Linked DNA regions of Homo sapiens: region 1 is linked to region 2. Evidence: chromatin loops called from intact Hi-C (ENCODE). Cell type or tissue: PC-3. All regions are shown on one strand. Each heading gives the region's core, and the rest is flanking DNA. Links, peaks and the distances in the headings are about the cores only.

The links. Hi-C counts contacts between places; a loop is a spot of excess contacts. Peaks named below come from ENCODE experiments on the same cell type or tissue, not always from the same donor. Only the 100,000 strongest peaks of a DNase experiment are listed, where the experiment ranks them.
Region 1: a loop joins it to region 2, with 9 times the contacts of the local background. A loop is called at or near these places in 6 of 110 quality-filtered maps.

Annotation. Positions count from the first base shown.
Region 1 is chr2:237,194,613-237,199,996 of GRCh38, reverse strand. No RefSeq gene overlaps it. Among named protein-coding and RNA genes, the nearest start is that of COPS8, 110 kb to the right of the region's middle. In PC-3, for the core only: no CTCF peak of the experiment used is centred there; a DNase peak (open chromatin) is centred at 2,926; H3K27ac peaks cover 1,374 bases.
Region 2 is chr2:237,250,000-237,255,383 of GRCh38, reverse strand. The region is part of intron 4 of LOC105373953 (a long non-coding RNA gene); the gene reads right to left. Among named protein-coding and RNA genes, the nearest start is that of COL6A3, 160 kb to the left of the region's middle. In PC-3, for the core only: no CTCF peak of the experiment used is centred there; a DNase peak (open chromatin) is centred at 2,163; H3K27ac peaks cover 2,560 bases.

The DNA.
Region 1 (5,384 bases), core at 173-5,172, 55 kb after region 2:
CTAGGGGCTCCCCATGCCAGGGCTGTGACACCCTCTTTGGGGCTCTGCAGTTCCTGGCATCTCCAAGCTTCCAGGCACCACCATGTTCCCCTTGTCTAGATGCAGCTGCTCACAGCAGAAGCCACATACAGTATATCCGGTCCAGCTGCAGCCTCACATGGAGCTGACACCTGTGCTGTCACTATGCACCCTGTCACAGCAGCCAGTGTGCCTGGCTGTGTGCAGTGGCTGGACCCCATGTTTGCTCACACACCCTTTGCCACTCTGTGCCTGGCTTGCCCTAGGCAGGTGTGGAATCTGGGCCAGTAGCTTGGGCCAAGTGCAGCCTGCCAGGCTGAGTGGGCAGTAACAAGCCCAGTGGGCATGAGCAATACTCAGGCAGAAGGTGCCGCCAGCCACAGAGGTTTCTGGCTGGCAAAGCAACACCTTAAGGATCCTGTGACAACATCAAGGATAGAGAGAAAAGAATAACCAAGGATAATTCCCAGGTTTTTGGCTTGAGCAACTGTAAATTATAATTACATGAATAACAAAAAGTGGTGCCTGAAGTTGTTAGAGAAAATGTTAATTTCCCATATGTTAATTTTTAGGTTTGATTGTTATTCTTTACCAAGTCATTGATGACTCAGCATAGCTGCCATTGACACTGGGACCCTGTTGGGAAAAATGTGTTCTAAGAAAATCAGATTCCCTCCTCTAAGTCAAAGCAGTTAAGGTTAATTTGTAAAACACATCTCTGTGATAATGCAGCTGAATTATGAGTAACTCTTTTAACGAAAGCAAGCCTGGAAGGAACAGATCAATCCTCCAACCTCCAGGAGCTGTTGCTTAACTTCTTTACCCATCTGCTTTCCCTCTCCAAAACCAAAGGTTTAGTTTGATTTCTAACTAAAAGGCAAATTGAGTTAGTGTCTCACACACCCCTCCACTAGATAAGTTAATAAATAGTAAAAGAGCCCTAATTTAAAAACAGAGAGGACAGAGACAAGCTGGATAAAGTCCAGAATGAGTGATGGAGAGTGGACCCAAGTGCTGAGGTCCTTCTTATCCTTATAAACCTGTCCCCAACCCAGAAAACAAGGCCCTTCTTCTTGTTGGAGGCTTAGAAATATTTCTGCTGACACCTGGACTTGATGAGGAGGAAATAGCATGGGAGGAGGCAGTCTGCAGTTGTGGAAAATGCATGGAATTTGGAGCCAGACATAATTGGGTTCAATCCTGAGCTCTGCCTCTTATCGGTGATATTTTTGAAAAAGTAACTCAACTTCTCTGAGCCTCATCTGCAAATCCAGGTTATACAACAGACCTTATGGGCTGTTATCATGACTCATGGGTGTGTATACAAAGTACTTAGCATAGTGCCTGTCATGTTTGAATAACTAATAAATACTCCAACTCCACTCCAGACCCCCCAAAGAACTGCAAATTAATGACAGAAATCTAGAGATTGTGGAACACAGGAGTAATTTTAAATTTCTTTTTCAGATGGGAAAACCTCTTTGTAGAAATTCATGAGATGTCTAAAAATATGTACACATAACATTTATTGTCCCATGGAATTTTAAAAATCAAAATAGAGATCAAGAGACATCTGTTTTTCTACCATGGAAATACCATAAATATTTCCTTAATGTACGTCATGAGCATAAGAAAGAGAAGTTCACAGTAAATGGATGGAAATGTAGATACAAGCAAATTAACCCTGAACCTCAGCTTAATAAGTGCTCTAGTTCTCAGCAGTCCTTCTATTTGTCCTAAATTCCTCCTCCACACCATTTTCTCCACATGGTGAGATGAAAAGGGTATGGGTCAAACAGGACTCCTAGTAGGAGAATGGATAGTTTTTATGTGAGAACCACCTTTTGTAATTTTCTTATTTCTGTAAAATATTACTATTTTTACACTGAGGCATGTGGATTTTATCTACAATGTTGAAAACAGAAATTTCAGCCAAGTTTAAATACAAAGATAACTGCCTATCAACATGTTTTAGGTTCACGAATAAAACACATCAATTAGCATAGGTGTGATTATTTAACTGGGCAGAAGGAGCCAAAAAGTTCATGTGGAACATCCTCTGGAAACCTAAATCTAGGGAGATTCATCAACAAACCCTTCTACTGCATAATCTCCTGTACAATGTTTCTCTTTTGCCTTAGACTACCTGTACACTTCAGTACCCAGCTGCATGGTAGAGATGACTGTTCCCCAAACTTGTAACCTCCAGCCTGTTTGTTCTACATGGGAAAATTAAAAGAGCATGGGATTTGGAGCTAGGCAAATCTGAATGCTCAGAATCAGACTTCTCCTTGACTTTGGTTAATTATACAACCTTTCTGTAATAACTGCTACTGCTGTGTGAGATAACATGTTAAACTTCTGTGGTTTGTTACAAGTATCATTTCCCTCATGCTCATGAATCTACATGTTGAGTGCAGCTTAGCTGATAGCCTGGGACTCAGTGGGCAGCCCTGCTTCACGCTGTGGTTCAGCTGGGCATGGCTCTGGGCTTTGATCAGACTCAGGTCTGCGACGCGTGTTTTATTCTAAGGTTCAGGCTTCAGGGCAGTGGCCACTCAGGGGAAGCTCTTCTAATGGCAGGTCTCAGTGCATAAGAGCCAAGCAGACTGCTCAAGCATTGAAGGCTCATTTCACATCTGCCCACTTTCCCTTGGCCAAAGCATGTCCCACGGCCAAGCCCAACATCAATGTGGAGAGGAAATATACTCCTCCCAAGGAGCTGGATGGGGGCAAAGTAGGTAAATATTTGAGAACAATAATGCAAACTATCAGACTGCTTAAAGCCCTTCTGTGAAAATCAGAGACAGCACTTCCCACCTGCTAGGGCTGCTGTGTGAGTGTTGGATAGATATGGTGTCTGTCCAGTGGGTGGGGTCAGCATTGTACTGGTCTAGTTGTCCAAACACAGGAATAATGAATCAGCTTCACTTACACACAGAGCTTTTGTGATCTAACTTCCCTGGGGCCTTTTAAAGACATGCATCTGCTGCAGTGCCTGGGGGTGCTCATCGGGCTGAGGTCCACCCTTCCCCTACCAGCTCTTTCACTTTGTTTATATCTCCTTACCTCCCCACCTGACCCTCTGTGATTAGAGGGATTTGATAGCTGAAGTTGCTTTTTTACTTTTACTTCCTAGGAGCTAAAAAAAGGCCGGGGTAGATGTTGCTTCCTTTGGTCACTTTCTTTCTTCTCTGAAATCTACCCCAAGAACAATGTTCATCCAAAGCACATCTTTGATAATGTGATGTAAATTTGGCACACAAGTGGGTTTCTTAGAGAATTTATATTATCGTTTTAATAATGGAACATTCCACAGTGACCTCTTTAAAACTTGTCTTATTTAATTCAGAGTGGTTTAGAAATCAAGCTGCTTTAGAAATAGACCAGCCTGTAGTCAGCAGCCATGAACATGACTATGAGCTCTTTAGCTGGGGACCATGTGAAGCCTGGTTTGTGAGGATGATTGGCTCATTTAAGGGCAACAAACAAATTGTTGTAGAATTGCTGGGGAGCCAGTTAGGAAGGATCTTTCCAGTGCTCTGTGATTGTCAGCAGTTCTGGTGCAATGAGGCAAAGACTGTGCTTTTGACCCTGCTCCTGTTACACCAGAGTCCATAGCTTTCAATCCATCCTGATGTGGAGGCACTGAGGTCTTTAGCTTGAAGCTTTGGTTGGACAACTGTTTGGAAAGTCTAAAATCAGGAATAGACACAGCCCGTGAAGAGCACAGTCACAATGGAGATTCTCCTCTACCCAAGCCTGGAGGATGGGGTCTGCTCGCCCCAGCGAGGAGTGAAGGTTTGGATGCTGCAATGGTCATATGGAAAAGAATGAGGCTCTTGAACCTTCGGGGGTCAAATCTTGTCTCTCCCAGGTAATGTTGTGCAGTCTCAGATATGCCACTTACTTGCTCCGAACTTCAATTTCCTCCTCTCTAAATGAACATACGAAACTTGTGGGAATTTGAGGTTATGCAGTGAAGCAACCACACAAGCCGCCATCCCAAGAGGCCATAAATCAAAGGTGTAAAGGCCCAGCTGTTGGGATCGTCCAGCTGGATCCATCTCTTACCAACTGTGTGGCCTCAGGAATGTGGCTTCGCCTGTCTGAGCCTCGGCCCCTGAGTCTGTAGAATGGAGATAATTACATCATCTGCCTTACAGGTGTTTGTGGAGGTCAGCTAAGATGATGAGGAACAGAAGGTTGCATGGCAGGTGCACAGCACGTAGTCAGTAAAGGGGAACCTTATGACATGGACCACTGTCTGGAGGAGGAAGGGCACAGACAACATATCAGAGCTTGGACCAGGGCTTGGACTAGACTTCACTGAGAATCATGGGATCCCAGGGGGAAGGCAGGCTTGACTCAGGTGGCCAAACAGCTGTCTCAAGAAAGGCCTCTCCAGGTTGCATTGCTGATAGAAGACAGAGCTAGCCAGTTTGCTCTACCCCCTAAAGTAGGCTCCTCTCCTGCACAGTGTTTTCATATGCCTCAGGGCCATGTGACACTGAAGACAGCCCCTGAGTGCAACGTCTTTAGGACATCCGCACAAAGCTGCCCTGAACATGCACCTCGAAGACCATCTGGGAGCCTGCCAGAGCTTGGGCAAAAACCTGTAGAGAGTGCCCACATGCTGGTAAGGCAGAGGCTAACTGTTTTTCCATGGAGATGGAGTCCGGCTCTGTCTCACTAAACCCTGATGCCTTGTTCTGGAAAAGCATTCCTGGCCTTTTGTTTCTCCACTTTCCTTGCAGGGAGGTTGCTGTCATTTCCCTCTATTTTTTTTCCCAACATTTATCCTCAGGCAGAACACAGTCACATGCCAGTGGCTGCAGCCCCACACTGGGGGTTTCAGTTGCAGGTGGGAGGTGGGGAGCATGCCAAGAAATGCCAGCCCCAGGGCGAACGAGGGAGGGCTAGCTGGGGAGCACCCCCTCCCCACCCATAGCCACAGCTGGAGCCCCTGAAGCCCATCTCCAGGGCTAGATCAGGGACTTTTCCAGGCAGCCGAACCCTACAGGCATTTTCATACTGCGACCTGACGCCTTTCAAGGGTTGTGCTCCTGGGTGACTCTAGCTCAGCTACACCTAGACTGTCTGTTGCTGGCAGACTCACTCCTTCAACTGATACTTTCTAAATTTCTATCAGGTGCCAGGCAAGACCCACCTAGTCCCTGCCGTCATGGAACACACGGGCTAGGGGAAACAGACATTAGTAAAAAGTCATACAAATAACAGAGCAATCAGTGCTGCGAAGAAAAGTACAGGGAGCCACGAAACCATCTAACAGGGGCCTGGATTTATTGCAGGGAGACTGAGAAAACTTTTCTAAGAAGGTGGAATTTTAGCTGAGGCCTGGAGCA
Region 2 (5,384 bases), core at 247-5,246:
TGTGAGTGGCCAGCTTCCCCCACTCCATCTGGGATTGTCAGGGGCTTTGACAACATTCAGCACTTTATGATAACTTCATATATGGGCTAATCTTTCCATTAAAAAAATGGACTCAAGAATGCAATTGGTTTGAAATTTCTTTGGGAGAAAAAAGCCTACACATCTTGCTTGGTGTTTGGACCTTAGAACTAAGAGCTATTTTCTGGCCTTAGTGATTCCTGGGAATCTTTTTGTAAAAATGACATGGCAACCTCTGCTTAAACACATAACATTTATACATTATTCATCCTGAACCAAGTCATGGCTGACTTGCTTTAAAAAAATAATAAGTGTAATGGTGGATACCTTGGAAACAAATAAACAAGATATCTATCCATTAAAAAAAAACTAAATTAGGATAACAGAATAAATTGTTTCCAGTACATTTAGTTCTTGAGAAGCAGAGTACTAGTACTTGACATTTGATTGTAACAATCAATGAGCTGTTGAAATGACTATTTAAGACAGTATATTCCCAAAGATTACCTTTCATTCAAGGGAGGCTATTTTTGGTGTGAGTTTCCAGTGTAGTAGGCTCAAGGATTGTTTACTCTCTTCTAGTGGTTTGTGCCCAGTGAGAACTTCGGTGATGTCTGTGGGTTTCATTTCCTAGAAGGAACACCCCTAAGGAATTCTGCCTAGTCCCACGTAGATTTTTTTTTTCTTGAACTATTTAATCATCCCAGTCAATTTGTAATTTGGGGAAAAATAAAGGAATTTGAGCTATTATTCAGAATTGTGTTGCTTAATTTTTGGTTTGCTGGTAATTTAAATGGTGATTTAGATAAACAGAATTCCATGATGAAACTTATCCAGAGGACAGGGAAATAATGATTATAGCTAACATCTGTGGATCACTTAACAAGTAGCAAGCTTGTTCTGTACTTCCCCACTAAATTCTCATGACAACCCTATGACTTGGAGACCCAACTTTTCTCTGGTTACAGTGCCCTTAGGATCTCAGGAAATTTTCCCTGTGGCCCCAGGTCAAAAGAAATACCAGTTTTCAGTAGTTAGGTCCAACCAACCCAAGAGTTGCAGTATTGCAATAGACATCATGATTATGTCAAAGCTTCATGCAGTATCTGATAGACATCTCCATGTTTCCTCCTGGAGATTTAAAATGTGCATTGGTGCCCTTGTGAGTTTGTTGTGGCATCTTGGGGTGCCTTGGCACACAGCTTGGGAACCATGGCCTCATGAGGTAAGTCTTATCAATATCCCAGTTTGACATATGGGAAAACTGAGTATAAGAAGGTCTAGGTACTCAGTCAAGATTACCCAGCTGGCAAGAAGGGATGGAGCAGGGAGTCAAACCTCCGGTGGGTGATTCCAGAATGCACCCTTCAGCCTCTGTGCTCCTCACCCCCAAGCCTGTTACTATGGGGAGAATTTCAGGATTCCAAAGCCTGAATGGCATAAGTGGAAAGAAGAATTTGGGATGCATATCAAGGGAGTCTTGCAAAAAGGTGATCTAGAACTAATTCATTCATTTTTCTTTCCCTTTTTTCCACTCATTTATTCATTTCATTCATTCAAAAAGCACATGTTGCCAGGCACTGAGCCATGCCCCATGGAGCTCAGTCTACTGGGGAAGATGGAGAGAGATGACTGATCAGAGCTGGGATGGAGTGTTCACCAGGTGCGTAGAACACAAAGCAGGCTCTGTCTTGGGGCAGGGGGCAGAGGGGCATGTAGGTTTATGAGCAGCAAGGACAGAACCAGTCATACCAAGCAAAGCCAGAAGAGAACAGACCATCTGCCTGGAAAAATGTGACACAGCCCTGCCAAGGCTGTACTTGTATTTCACGACCAAACTACCCGTGCCCTGCTGATTCATTCACATTGTCTCACCTTCTCAGACGGCTACAATTACACACTCATTAAATTCAAACTTGCATGATATGCATAGTCTGCAAGAGATACAATTCCTTTAATACGATGGTGATGGAATTCATACTTGACTCCATATGATATTTAAAAATAGAAATTCAATGCCTTAGCAACTTTTACTTATGTTTATGTGTGTGTATTTTTCCCTTTTAAAACCAGTAAGTCATGTACAGCTCCACCCTTTGATCAAATAATGCATGACTTTTCCTTGTTGCCAGAATCACATTTTCCTCCTCCAAGGCTATATTTCACAAATGCAGCATTCAGCTGGCATTCATTGAGCACCTACTTGCAAGGTGACTCAGAAACTCATTTCTCCACTGAAGTCTCAGTCTGGTGAAGGAGAACGAAAAGGACCTACAGATTCAGGGCACCTGCTAGAGGGTATGGATTTGAGCAGGGTCTTTAGGAATAAATTAGGGCAGGAAGCAGAAGAGGGAGCAGGATCCAGCCAGGAGGAGCACCGTGTGCAAGTTCTAGGGCCTGAGGTAGCACAATCCTCAAGCAAACCATAGCCACCAGGTCCTGCAGCAGCAAGCAGCTGGGGATGGCTGGAATGGAGGAGCCAGCTAGGGAGTGTTTGGAGATGAGGCTGAGGAAGGCAGGGATGCAATTATCAGGAGCTGGGTTCCTTTGGTGGGAAATTGGCATTTTTTGAAGCCACTGAAGGATTTCAGCAAATGAGGGTGGTAATCTTGGTGACCTAGTCCCTCAAATGAGCCAGATATGCAAAGTCAGACCTGAGTATAAATTGTACCATTTAAACTAATTTTTTATACCCCTTGCTATTCTCCGTTTTCGATAAACAAATATTGACTAGGCTTTGATTGTATATCAGGTGCCATGTGGGAACCATCTCTGAGGACAGTCTTCTTTCTGATCAGCAAGGCTCGAGGGTCGCTAATGATAATCAAAAGAGTCCCACTTGTCCTGCTCTCCCTCTGCATCCACTTCTACCACACTGATAAGTAGAAAGAAAGAAAAGTCAACAACCTCAGGATGCTGGCGACGTCATGCAACCCCTTGATGAGTTTTTCCAAGCTGAAGACAGTGAGTTCTGTTTGCCTCAGTTGACAGGAATGGAGCCATCATCTCACATAACTACATGTCCCTGTCCTTTGGCTTAAAAGAAAAGTTAGTCTGTTGTGTGTATTTTCCAACATTTAACAGGGCATAAGAACGTTTTCCTATTTCCTAAGAAAGGCCCAGAGACTATCTCTTCATGCTGCCAGACTCGGGTGGATATGCACTTCTGCTCTCTGACACAGTGCTGACCTGCCCTTTTTCCTTGATATTATCCCATTCAAAGTCCAGGTGAGATAACTGTGAGGTAACTGTGTGTGTGTGTGTATGTGTGTGTGTTTGTGTGCATTAGAGAGTCTGTGTTAGAGAGAAAAAACATTCTAGGGATATTTATTTCCTACTTTGGGTATACACCACACTGCTTCATTTCTTTGCTCTAATTGCTCTGGTTCTGGGCATTGGGAATTCTTTAGGTTGACTCCTGTGCTCTTTTGACATATTCCCATCAATATGATTCTTCCTTATTTTTGAGCATTTTCTTATTTCTGGCACTACAAGATGCTCCAGGCTTGTCTTGTATAATTTCTTGCCAGTCCTGGAATCATCCATTTCTCTAAGGAGTCTTAGTACCTTTCACTAGAGTACCTTTCACTTAGTATTCTACACTAAGATCTGAGTACTAGGCGTGCTGATTGCTACCCTGGGTGTCATTTCTTTTAGGTCCTCTCAGCTGACACAGCAAGGACATATATGCGTGCATGCTAATCTATGTAAGTATACCTATCAATAAATAGTTCCATATGTAAATATCTATACTAAGATAACATGTGTTCATATTGATGTCTCCAACTCTAGTCTGTTACCACGGGCATCACTGTTGTCTCTCTTCCTTGCTTAACTGTGCATTCCCACTCCAACAGTGAGATATCTTGTTCCTGCCATTTGCCATCCATTTACTTAATTGTTCAGTTTTAATATACATGTATAGCAGTATTAGAATTGTTAACCTGTGTTTCTTGGGAAACAACTTTATCAACTAGAGCAGTGGTCCCCAACCTTTTTGGCACCTGGGACCAGTTTCATGCAAGATAACTTTTCCACGAACCAGGGGAGAGGGGATCATTTCAGGATGATTCAAGTGCATCACATGTATTTTTATTATTGTTACAGTGTAATATGTAATGAAATAATTATACAACACACCATAATGTGGAATTAATGGAAGGCCTGAGCTTGTTTTCCTGCAACTAACGGTCCCATCTTGGGGAGAAAGTGACAGATAATCAGGCATTAGATTCTCATAGAGTGCACAACCTAGAACCCTTGCATGGACAGTTCGTGGTAGGGTTCCTGTTTCTATAAGAATCTAATGCACTGCTGATCTGACTGGAGGCAGAGCTTAGGCGGAAATGTGTGCAATGGAGAGCAGCTGTAAATACAGATGAAACTTCACTTGCTCACCTGCTGCTCACCTTCTGCTGTGAACCCCGGTTCCTAACAGGCCATGGACCATTACTGGTCCAGGGCCTGGGGTCTGGGGACCCTTGAAGTAGAGTACAGTCTTATATAAGGTTCCTTTTACCTTTAGTCTTATGTACTCTACTCATTTCCAAAGTTACTTAGGTCAGCACCTTTTGACCTACCACCTTCAGTGAGGTTGTTTCATACATTAGCAATGCATTTAGATTTTTTTGGTCTGTCGGCATTTCTTTCTGAGATTTCTCAACCTCCTAAATACTTTTTAAAAATTTATGTACATTAAAACTCACTTTTTATGCTGTAAAATTTATGGATTTTTACAAATGCATCATACCGTAAAACCACCACTACTGTATTATACAAAATAGTATTACTGCCCTAAACATTCCCTGTGCTTCACTTATTCATTCTTTCCTCCTCCTCCTTCTCCTCCCTTGGTAATTACTGATCATTTTACTGTGTTGATAGTTTTGCCTTTTCTATAATGTCCATCATGATGGTTAATGTCATGTGTCAACTTAACTGGACCACAGGGTTCCCAGACATTTAGTCCAACATTATTCTGGGTGTGTCTGTGAGGGTGTTTCAGGATGAGATTATCTTCTTTTTTATTTTTTGGGTGGTGGGGGAATGGAGTCTCACTCTGTCACCCAGGCTGGAGTGCAGTAGTGCAATCTCAGCTCACTGCCACCTCTGCTGCCAGGGTTCAAGTGATTCTCCTGCCTCAGCCTCCCAAGTAGCTGGGATTACAGGCGCCTGCCACTGTAGCTGGTTAATTTTTGTAGTTTTAGTAGAGACGGAGTTTGACCATCTTGGCTAGGCCGGTCTTGAACTCCTGACGTCATGATCCACCTGCCTCAGCCTCCCAAAGTGCTGGGATTACAAGCGTGAGCCACCACACCCAGTCGAGATTATCTTTTGAATCTCTAGACAGTAAAGCAGATTGCCCT